2 separate regions of the Homo sapiens genome follow, and region 1 is linked to region 2. A link is an interaction called in ENCODE POLR2A ChIA-PET data of the cell type or tissue named here. Cell type or tissue: Panc1. All regions are shown on one strand. Each heading gives the region's core, and the rest is flanking DNA. Links, peaks and the distances in the headings are about the cores only. Region 1 holds the start of LOC124902589 (small nucleolar RNA U13). Region 2 has its middle 18 kb from the start of ABCC2.

Region 1 (5,387 bases), core at 312-5,311, 160 kb after region 2:
AAAGATGAACCTGAGAAAAATTGTTACAAGATGAAAAGCACCTGACGATGGTTTAGACATTCATGTGGGAACTTACCTGTAGGTTGTCTTGCACTTATCTGACTGTTTTGTCTCTCTAGATTAAAATCCAGAATCTTGTATTTCTGGAATCACCCTCTGTCTGCACTGCACATAATGGATGCACGATAACTACTTGCTTCCCATGGTCAGACACCAAGACTTGTCTGGAACATGATGGTACTGGGGTTAGAAATGAGCCATTTCATTTCACAAACATAGATTGAGCAGATGGGGGCACTGGAGTAGAGGCTAGGCCTATGTGATGGTCAGTTTTATGCATCAGTAGGGCAAAGCTACAGTCCTCAGTTATTTAAACACTAATTTAGGTGTTGTTGTCACCTAGGTGATGATGCAACTCAAGCAGAAATTATGGTGCCTAAACAAAGGCAGTGATGGGAAGGAGAGGAAGAGACAAAGTGGAGGGATATTTAGGAAGCTGATCAACTGCACTTGGCCATCAGATGTACTCGGGGTTACAGAGAAGGAGGATTCTTGGATGGCTTGCAAATTTTAAAAGGAAAACCAGTTTTTTGGATAGGCATAAGAAATATAATTATGAACATGTATTTGGGGCCTGAGTAGATTTTCAGGATCTGCAATATGGATATAGAAATATACAGTATAGAGGTTACAGCTTAGCCATAGAGGGGATGGAGAAAGTTAGCATTTAAAGTAAGTACTCTTTTTTAACCTCTTTAAAAAACAACACACATAAAATGCACAGCTGGATGAAATTTCACATATATTTGCTCTTGCGTAACTACCACGCTGACACACAACAGTTCCAAAACCACAGAAGACTCCTTTGTGTCCCCTCATAGTTAATATCATCCCTCAAAGGTAACCAATATTCTGATTTCTGTCATTATAGCTTAGTCTTGCTTGTTCCTGAACTTTGTAAACATTAATTCATACAGTATATATTCTTTTGTGTCTGGCTCAACATTATGTCTGTAAGATTCATCTATGTGTGTGAATATAGCAATTTGTTCTTTTCCATTGCTGTGTAGTTTGAGTATTTATGCATTTTATGTATGCATTCTCTCATTGACTAATACACAACCCAAACATATTTGGGTTATATATTTGTCATGGTTCTCCAGAGAAACAGAACCAATTATATATGTTATATATAACCAATTATATGCATGTATGAGAGAGAAAGAGGAGGGATTTTTTTTTTTTTTTTTTGAAGAAATTGACTCACATGGTTGTGGGGGCTGGCAAGTCCAAAAGTCCTGCTGTTCTGTAGAGCAGGAGGCTGGAAACTCAGGCAGAGTTTCTATGTCATAGTCTTAAGGCAGAATTCCTTCTTCTCTGGGAAACCTCAGTTTTTGCTTTTAAGGCCTTCAACAGATTGGATGCGGCCATTATGGATAATTCCTTTTACCTAAAGTTAGTTGATTGTAAATGTTAATCACCTCTATAAAATATTTCACAATAACATCCAGACTAATATTTGACCAAACAACTAGGCACCATTGCCTAGCCAAGTATACATAAAATTAACCATCACAGGTTGCTTCCAGTGTTCCACTATTTCCAGTTTTTACTGCTATAAACATTCTTGTACCTGTCCTTTAGCGGAAAGAAGCACTCTTTTCCATTGGTTAAATATGAAAGCAAACTTGCTGGGTGACAGGGATATATGTGTTTAGCCTTGGAAGACATTACCGAAGTTCCAAAGAGGTCGTAGCAATTTGAATTCCCTCCAGCAATGTATGAGAGTTCCAGCTTAGCGGCCAGGTGCAGTGGCTCACGCCTGTAATCCCAGCATTTTGGGAGGCCGAGGCGGGCAGATCACGAGGTCAGGAGATCGAGACCATCCTGGCTAACATGGTGAAACCCCGTCTCTACTAAAAATACAAAAAAAAAAAAAAAAATTAGCCGGGCGTGGTGGTGGGTGCCTGTAGTCCCAGCTACTCGGGAGGCTGAGGCAGGAGAATGGCGTGAACCTAGGAGGCGGAGCTTGCAGTCAGCAGAGATCGAGCCACTGCACTCCAGCCTGGGCGACAGAGCAAGACTCCATCTCAAAAAAAAGAAAAAAAAAAAAAAAGAGTTCCAGCTTAGCTGGGCATGGTAGGATTGTGCCTGTAATCCCAGCGCTTTGTGAGGCTGAGGTGGGCGGATCACCTGAGGTCAGAAGTTTGAGACCAGCCTGGCCAACATAGTGAAACCCCTTCTCTACTAAAATATGAAAATTAGCCGGGCATGGTGGCACATGCCTGTAGTCCCAGCTACTCAGGATGCTGAGGCATGAGAATCTCTTGACCCCAGGAGGTTGCATTAAGCCAAGGTCGCACCACTGCACACCATGCCACCACTGCATGACAGAGCGAGACTCTGTCTCCAAAAAAAAAGGGCTCCAGCTTAGAGCAAATACTCTTTTTATCTACTTTTTAATTTTTATATAATTTCACACTTTTACAGAAAAGTTGCAAAAACAGTATATTCTTTACCAGATTCACTAATTGCTATAATTTTGCCCCATTTGATCTATTGTCTTTCTATCAATCCATATATGTGCATACACATATTTTTTCTGAACTATTTATGCCCCCTTTATCCATAAATATGTCAGTATTTCCTAAGAACAAGAATTTTCTCGGCCAGGCGTGGTGGCTCACGCCTGTAATCCCAGCACTTTGGGAGGCCGAGGCGGCCGGATCACGAGGTCAGGAGATCGAGACCATTCTGGTTAACGCGGTGAAACCTATCTCTACTAAAAATACAAAACAATCAGCCGGGCGTGGTGGCGGGCGCCTGTAGTCCCAGCTACTCGCGAGACTGAGGTAGGAGAATGGCGTGAACCCGGGAGGTGGAGCTTGCAGTGAGCTGAGATCGCGCCACTGCACTCCATCCAGCGTTGGTGACAGAGCGAGACTCCGTCTCAAAAAAAAAAAAAAAAAAAAAAAAAAAAAAAAAAAAAAAAAAGAATTTTCTCTTACATAACCCCAACACATTTATGGAAATCAGGGAATTTGTAACATTGATACAAAATGCTTATCTGAGCTATAGTTTATATTTAAATTTCACCAATTGCTCCAATAATGTCCTTCATAGCTGGTTTTTTTCTGATCCAGCATCCAATTCAGGATCACACATTGCATTTACTGTTCATATCTCTTTAATCTTCTTTCATCTAGATCAGGTTCTCAGCCTTCCCTTATCTTTCATGAACTTGCTTTTTTGTTTGTTTTTAGATTACAGGCCAGTTGTTATGTAGAATGCCCTTCAGTTTGGTTTGTTTGATGCTACCTCATAATTAGATTAAGGTTATAGTTTTGGCAGGTGTACCATAGAAATGATATGGAGTCCTTTTCAAGGCAGTGAGGTCAGTGCATCCCTTTATTGGTATTGTTAACTGTGATTAAATGGTTATGGTTGTGTTCATCAGAGGAACTCACCATGGAGTTACTAATTTTCCCTTTGTAATCAATAAGTTATTTTCATGGGGGTGCTCTGAATCTATGTACATATCCTCTTCTTTATCAAACTTCTATCCACTAGTTTTAGCATCCATTGATAATTCCTGTCTAAATCATGGTTGCACAAAGATGATATTCTGATGTTATCATTTCTGCTATAAGAGAGAGCTATCCCTTCTCTTTTATTTATTTATATTCGTATGAGCTCATAGATTATTTTATTCTATGGCTATTCTATAGTGATATTACCACTGTAATATTGTGCTGTAATACCACTGTGATGATAATAAATAATTACCATTATTTATGCTGATGTTCGAATACTCCCAGATTTGGCCAATGGGGGTCCCTTCTGATTCCTGTGTTCTTTTTCTATATCTCCATTTTTTAAAAAGCACTTCCTTGCTTTCTGGCACAACACGATATTCTAAGCTTATCTTGTACTTTCCCCCTCTCAGTCCTAGAATTAGTCATTTCTCCAAGGAGCCCTAGTTTTTTTTTTTTTTTTTTTTTTTTAGTACGAAATGGTATTTAGAAACCAAGATCCAAGTGCCAGGTATACTCAATGCTACTGTAGTGTCTACTTCTAGGCCCTTTAGCCCACAGAGCTAAGAAATATACATATTTTATCTTAATTTCTACATCTGTACACACAGACACACACACACACACACAAAATCATGGATTCATATAGATACCTCCAGTTCCAACTCAACACCACAAAATTCATTTTAGTCCTCCCTTTCTCCATATTTATAACTCTCCTCTCCAACAGCAAGAACTAGCTTCCAATATCCTCAGTACATTTACTCATTTGTGCAACTCTACAGCACACAAAAGGTATTTCAGAATTGCTCACCCATATCACTACAGAAAAAACTCCTTCTAACTAGAATTAAATATTTGTTGGGCTTGTTTATTTGGTTTTTATCCTCCCTTCAGCATCGCAATATTATTTGTTTAAAATAGAGTTATTTAAAATGAGTTAAGTTCATTCCTTTTTTTTCACGTCAGGTAACATGCTGATGTCTTAAGGTTTGAAGGAGGCACATCTCACATGTGTGTGAAAACCCAAATCATCATGTTCACGGGCTACAAAAGGATGCATTTGTTTCTATTTGTATTCCATTCTAAGTTTCTTCCCCCTTCTCATCCTTGTTGACTTTTTTTTTAGTGGAGCTTGTGGATTTTGTGGATGGGCTTTACCGGGTCTATAAACCCCTCGGAGTTTTATGCAAAATATTGAATATGTCTGCCTTTGGAGCAAGGGTAGAGAATCCATAAGATTCTTAAAATGATCTTTAACCTCAAAATTTAGGAGCACAATAGAGAAGAGCAGGAATCCAGGGACCCTCTAAGAGGCTTCCCACTAGTGGGGTAGGAAGTTCTGCCAGACTGTGAGACTCTCAGGACAGACAGGATCTTCTTTATCTTATATGTCCACTGCTGAGCATGCACATAAATGCAGAGGGAACAGAAACCAAAGGAAAATGGAAGAGAAATGTGGGAGCAAATCTGTACCTTGAAGCAAACTCAGGATTGCTCTTTCTTTCTAAGCATTTCCCCACCAGTGACATCAGCTCAGACGTCTTAGATTCTGGTCCTCCCAGGGCATGCCTAGAACCACACCATGGTGGGGGTGGGGACACAGCCTGGGCATCTGTCTATAGGCATACATAGAAAAATAAACTAGGCCAGGCGCGGTGGCTCACGCCTGTAATCCCAGCATTTTGGGAGGCCGAGGCAGGTGGATCACAAGGTCAGGAGTTCAAGACAAGCTTGGCCAAGATGGTGAAATCCTGTCTCTACTAAAAATGCAAAAAAAGTAGCTGGGCATAGTGGCGGGTGCCTGTAATCCCAGCTACTGAGGATGCTGAGGCAGAGAACTGCTTGAACCTC
Region 2 (5,387 bases), core at 74-5,073:
AGATCCTACAGCTTTTTGGTCTCTCTCAGGTATAAAAAGGTCCAGGCTAATCTAATCTGAAACTTCTTTCTCACATCCATTTTTAAACAGCCTTATTAAGATGAAATTACATGCAATTCAACCGCTTGAAGTGTACAAGTCAATGGTTTTTAGCATATTCACAGAGTTGTGCAACCACTGCCACAACCAATTTGGGAACATTTTTATTACCCACCAAAAACATCGACAACAACAACAACAACAACAAAGCCAACATCCAATTTAAAGCTTCTCTCCTGTTCGAGAACAGCCTGGCCAGCACGGTGAAGACCCATCTCTACTAAAATCACAAAATTTGCTGGGTGTGGTGGCACGTGCCTGTAGTCCCAGCTACTCAGGAGGCTGGGGCAGGGGAATCGCTTGAACCCGGGAGGCAGAGGTGGCAGTAAGCCGAGATTGTGCCATTGCACTCCAGCCTGGGTGACAGAGTGACTTTGTCTCAAAAAAAAAAAAAAGGAAAAATAGTAGAGTAGAGATGTTCTTAAACTGCCTAAAATGTCGCTGAGGCTGCATATGCTTTATTTATATTTATTTGTTTATGTATTTATTTGTAGAGATGGGACCTTGCTATGTTTCTCAGGCTGGTCTGGAAGTCCTGGCCTCAGGAGATCCTCCCACCTTAGCCTCCCAAGTCACTGGGACTGCAGGCTCGTGCCACCATGCCTAGCACTGTTTTAGTTTTTAGATGCCATACACGTTTGTTTTTGTGGTAATTCTTAGCAAGAACTTTTTTAAAAGATGGGTCGCAGTCCTGTATGAAACCCACACAATCGTTCAGTGCTAACCGCTGGCAAGTTAGTTAACACCTCTAGACCACAACCACATGGCTGTGTAGTAGAGTGGTCACATGCATGTCGTGGACTCTGGATCTAGCTACCTGGGTGCACAGGACTTAAGTGCTCCGTCCCTCAGTTTCCCCATCTGTGAAATGGGGATGACTGAGCTAATACCACCTGCCTCACAGTTTGCAGCAGGGATTCGATGAGTGAACACTTGGACGGTGCCTGGAATAGTGCCTGGTTCCTAGGCAGCGTCCTGTGAGTGTTAAATAAAATATCTTTTCATGCTGATTTTCCTTTCTGCTTTGACATGCTGAGATTCTGTTTTAGCTGCAGGATGGTTTGAGTATGGCTTTGGTTTTCTATTAAAGCTTCTTTGATCTCTTAGCTCAACCATTTCAACAAAGCATATGGTCTCTGCTTGCAGGGGATCTTGTGTGGGTGCATTTTCTGGTGCTCTTTGATAAGGAGTGGGGTATGAACATTTGGTTTGGGCATGACAGCTTAATGACTTTCCACAATAACTTCTTATATCAAAGATTATTTCCCTTAAGCCTGGGAGTTGAAACAATATATTTTGCTAGAAAATAAATAAGCTTGGAAGGAGGAAATGAGAATTTCATTATGACTTGCGATGCTTTTGCCTTTTAAAATTTCATGACATGTGCTTTCATTAAGTAAAAATATCCCTCCTTCAAAAAAAAAAAAAAAAGCTTCTCTCCTTTATTGGCTCAGGGACCAGTTACTTCTGGGGAACAAAGTCTCATTACTTTTTATCATTTTTCCTTGTTATTCAATTCCTCCTTCCCTAATTCCAGGATTCGAGCAGGGAGGTGAGAACCTGGAGAAGGGGTACAAAAGTAATTTTGCTGGCTCAGGGACCAATGATGAATTTTTCAGTATGTGGGACTTCCAATGCAAAAACCGGAAAAGTTCCAAGCAAACAAGGATGGCTGGCCACCTTATGAACTGGTGCTGTTTGTAAATCACTCTTGCTTGATCAAAGGCTAACCATAAACGTTTTCAATGGGCCAGGTGCGGTGGCTCACGCCTGTAATCCCAGCACTTTGGGAAGCTGAGGCGGGTGGATCACGAGGTCAGGAGTTTGAGACCAGCCTGCCCAACATGGTGAAACCCCGTCTCTACTAAAAATACAAAAATTAGCTGGGTGTGGTGGCGTGCGCTTGTAATCCCAGCTACTCTGGAGACTGAGGCAGGAGAATCATTTAAACCCGGGAGGCAGAGGTTGCAGTGAGCCGAGATCACGCCACTGCACTCCAGCCTGGGCGACAGAGCAAGACTCTGTCTTGGAAAAAAAAAAAAAGAGTTTTCAATATTTCAGCTGCTTTCCAAGTGGTCCAACCTGTATTCTGTCCTTCAGCAGTATAATTTCCCACTAGTAATGTTAAGTTTGATTACTGGGTTAAGGTGAAAACAACCAGATAGTCAATTATGACATTTTCTATTTTTATGACTAGCAAGTAACCTATAGGGTGATATTTTGGCACTGTGGATATTCAGCTCCCATTCAACATTTACCAAACGGTTTTAGCATTGGTAATCTTTGACTGATTTATTTCATTTGGAGTTAGTTACAAAACTGTTTTCTAATTCTAAGAGATAAATAATGTTGCTATGAACATTCATGTACCAAGTTTTCGTGAGGACATATGTTTTCAATTCTCTGGGAGTACATACCTAGGAGTGGAATTGCTGGGTCATATGGCAACTCTGTGTTGAACATTTTGAGTAATTCCCAGACTGTTTTACCAAGGAGTGGCACCATTTTACATTCCCATCAGTGGCATATGAAGGTTACAGTTCCTTCACATTCTATCCAACACTTGATATGGTCAGACTTTTGGCTTACAGTAATCCTAGCGGGTATGAAGTGGTATCTCATTGTGGTTTTGATTTGCATTTCCCTAATGACTAATGATGTGCATTTTTTTTTTTTTTGAGATGGAGTCTTGCTCTGTTGCCCAGGCTGTAGTGCAGTGGCGCAATCTCGGCTCACTGCAAGCTCCGCCTCCCGAATGATGTGCATTTTTTCATGTACTTGTTGGTCAGTTGTATACCTTCTTTGGAGAAATGGTTATTTTCTTTTTTTTTTTTTTTTTTTGAGACAGGGTCTCGCTCTGTCGCCCGGGCTGGAATGCAGTGGCACGATCTCGGCTCACTGTAAGCTCCGCCTCCCACGTTCACGCCATTCTCCTGCCTCAGCCTCCGGAGTAGCTGGGACCACAGGCGCCCGCCACCACGCCCGGCTAATTTTTTGTATTTTTAGTAGAGACGGGGTTTCACCATGTTAGCCAGGATGGGAAATGGTTATTGTTTATTGTTGAGTTGTAAGTGTTCTTTGCATATTCTAGATACAAGACCCCATTGTATATATGATTCGCAGATTTTCTTCCATTCTGAGGGTTGTCTTTTCACTTTATTGATGCCACTTTGAAGCATAAAAGTTTCCAACTTTGATAAAATCCAATTTATCCAATTTTTTTCTTTTGTCATTCATGCTTTTGATGTTATGTCTAAGAAGGCTTTGCCTAACCCAAAGGTCACAAAGATTTACCCGTTTTCTTCTAAAAGGTTTTTTAGTTCTTAAATTTAGGTTATGACCCTTTGAGTTAATTTTTGCATTTGGTGTAAGGTAAGGGTCCAACTTTATTCTTTTGCATGTGGATATCCAGTTGTCTAAGCATCATTTGTTAAAAAGACCATTCTTTCCCCCACTGAATTGTCTTGGAATCCTAGTCAAAAATCAATGGACTATAATGTAAGTGCTTATTTCTGGACTTTCAATTGTATCCTATTGAGCTATATAATTATCTTTATGCCAGTACTACATGGCCTTGATTACCATAGCTTTGTAGTAAGTTTTGAAATCAGGAAGTATGTCATCAAATGTTGTTCTTCTTTTTCAAGATTTTCTGGCTATCCTGGGGCATTTGCGTTTCCAGATGGATTTTAGGATCAATTTGTCAACTTTTACACAAAAAGGCAGTTGGAATTCTGCTAGCAATTACATTGACTCCGTAGATCAATTGAAGAGTGTTGGAATCTTAAAAGTAGTAAGTTTACCAATCTATGAACATGGGATGTCTTTCCATTTATTTCTTCATTGTTAAGTCTTTTAAAATTTCTTTCAACAATGTTTTGTAGTTTTCAGTATACTGTCTTACACTTTTTTTTTTTTTTTTTGAGACTGAGCCTTGCTCTGTTGCCTGGGCTGGAGTGCAGTGGTGCGATCTTGGCTCACTGCAACCTCTGCCTCCCAGGTTCAAGTGATTCTCTTTTCTTAGCCTCCCAAGTAGCTGGGATTACAGGTGCCCACCACCACACCTGGCTAATTTTTGTATTTTTAATACAGACAGAGTTTCACCATGTTGGCCAGACTGGTCTGGAACTCCTGACCTCACATCATCCACCCGTCGCGGCCTCCCAGAGTGCTGGGGTTACAGGTGTGAGCCACTGCATCTGGCCTGTCTTACGCTTCTTTGATTACATTTATTCCTAAGCATTTTATCTTTTTGATGCTATTATAAACTGAACTTTTATTAACTGCATTTTAGGATTGTTTGTTGCTAGTGTAAAGCAATACAATTTATTTCATATACTGATCTTTCCGAGAGTAGGAAAACTCAAAGTGTTTTTTCTATTCTCACAACAATCAACACAGAGGACTTTTATGACCAAATGTGGGGAGTGAGGGTCTCCCTGACACACACCAAGCAAGCAATCACTTCTGCAGCAGACACCAGCTCGGTGTACTCTAATTCAATCTCAACATTATCTACCTGAAGATAGCATCAGATCCCACAGGTTGAGGGCTCAGTCCCCAAGACTGTCCCCCAACTTCCCACTCCTCACCAGCCAACTTCCAACATCAATTGCAAGCCCCAGATTATTTTGCCTGTGCTTGTCACCGACCAACTATAAATCTGAATTCCCACAACCCCCTCCTCAGGTTTGATTGATTTGTTGGAGTAGCTAACGGAACTCAGGGAAACATGTTTAATACAATAAACATGTTTATTATAGTTTTTTTTTTTTTTTTTTTTTTGATACAGAGTCACTCCATCACCCAGGCTGGAGTGCAATGGCGCGATCTCAGCTTTCTGCAACCTCCACCTCCCAGGTTCAAACTATTCTCCTATCTCAGCCTCCTGAGTGGCTGTGATTATAGGTGCGTGCCACCACACTTGGCTAATTTTTTTTACTTTTTAAATTTTTACTAGAGACGGGGTTTTGCCATGTTAGCCAGGCTGGTCTTGAACTCCTGATCTCAAGTGATCCACCCGCCTTGGCCTCCCAAAGTGCTGGGATTGCAGGCATGAGCCACCATGCCCAGCCTACAGGGGCTTTTTTTTTTCTTTTCAACTTGTACTCTTCAGGGGATACATGTGCAGATTTGTTACAAAGATATATTGCAAGACGCTGAGGTTTGGAGTATCACTAAACCCATCACCCAGGTAGTTGGCATAGTACCCAATAGGTAGTTTTTCAGCCCTTCCCTCTTTCCTTCTCTCCCCACTCTAGTAGTCCTCAGTGTCTATTGCTCCCGTC

Evidence for each region. Peaks named below come from ENCODE experiments on the same cell type or tissue, not always from the same donor. Only the 100,000 strongest peaks of a DNase experiment are listed, where the experiment ranks them.
Region 1: POLR2A ChIA-PET joins it to region 2 with 6 read pairs; 2 of 35 experiments call an interaction of 5 or more read pairs at or near these places.

What each region holds. Positions count from the first base shown.
Region 1 is chr10:99,600,985-99,606,371 of GRCh38, reverse strand. It overlaps LOC124902589 (small nucleolar RNA U13), which reads right to left and starts at 4,592; the gene lies at 4,492-4,592. In Panc1, for the core only: no CTCF peak of the experiment used is centred there; no DNase peak of the experiment used is centred there.
Region 2 is chr10:99,761,951-99,767,337 of GRCh38, reverse strand. No RefSeq gene overlaps it. Among named protein-coding and RNA genes, the nearest start is that of ABCC2, 18 kb to the left of the region's middle. RefSeq lists a silencer at 770-819. In Panc1, for the core only: no CTCF peak of the experiment used is centred there; no DNase peak of the experiment used is centred there; H3K27ac peaks cover 1,785 bases.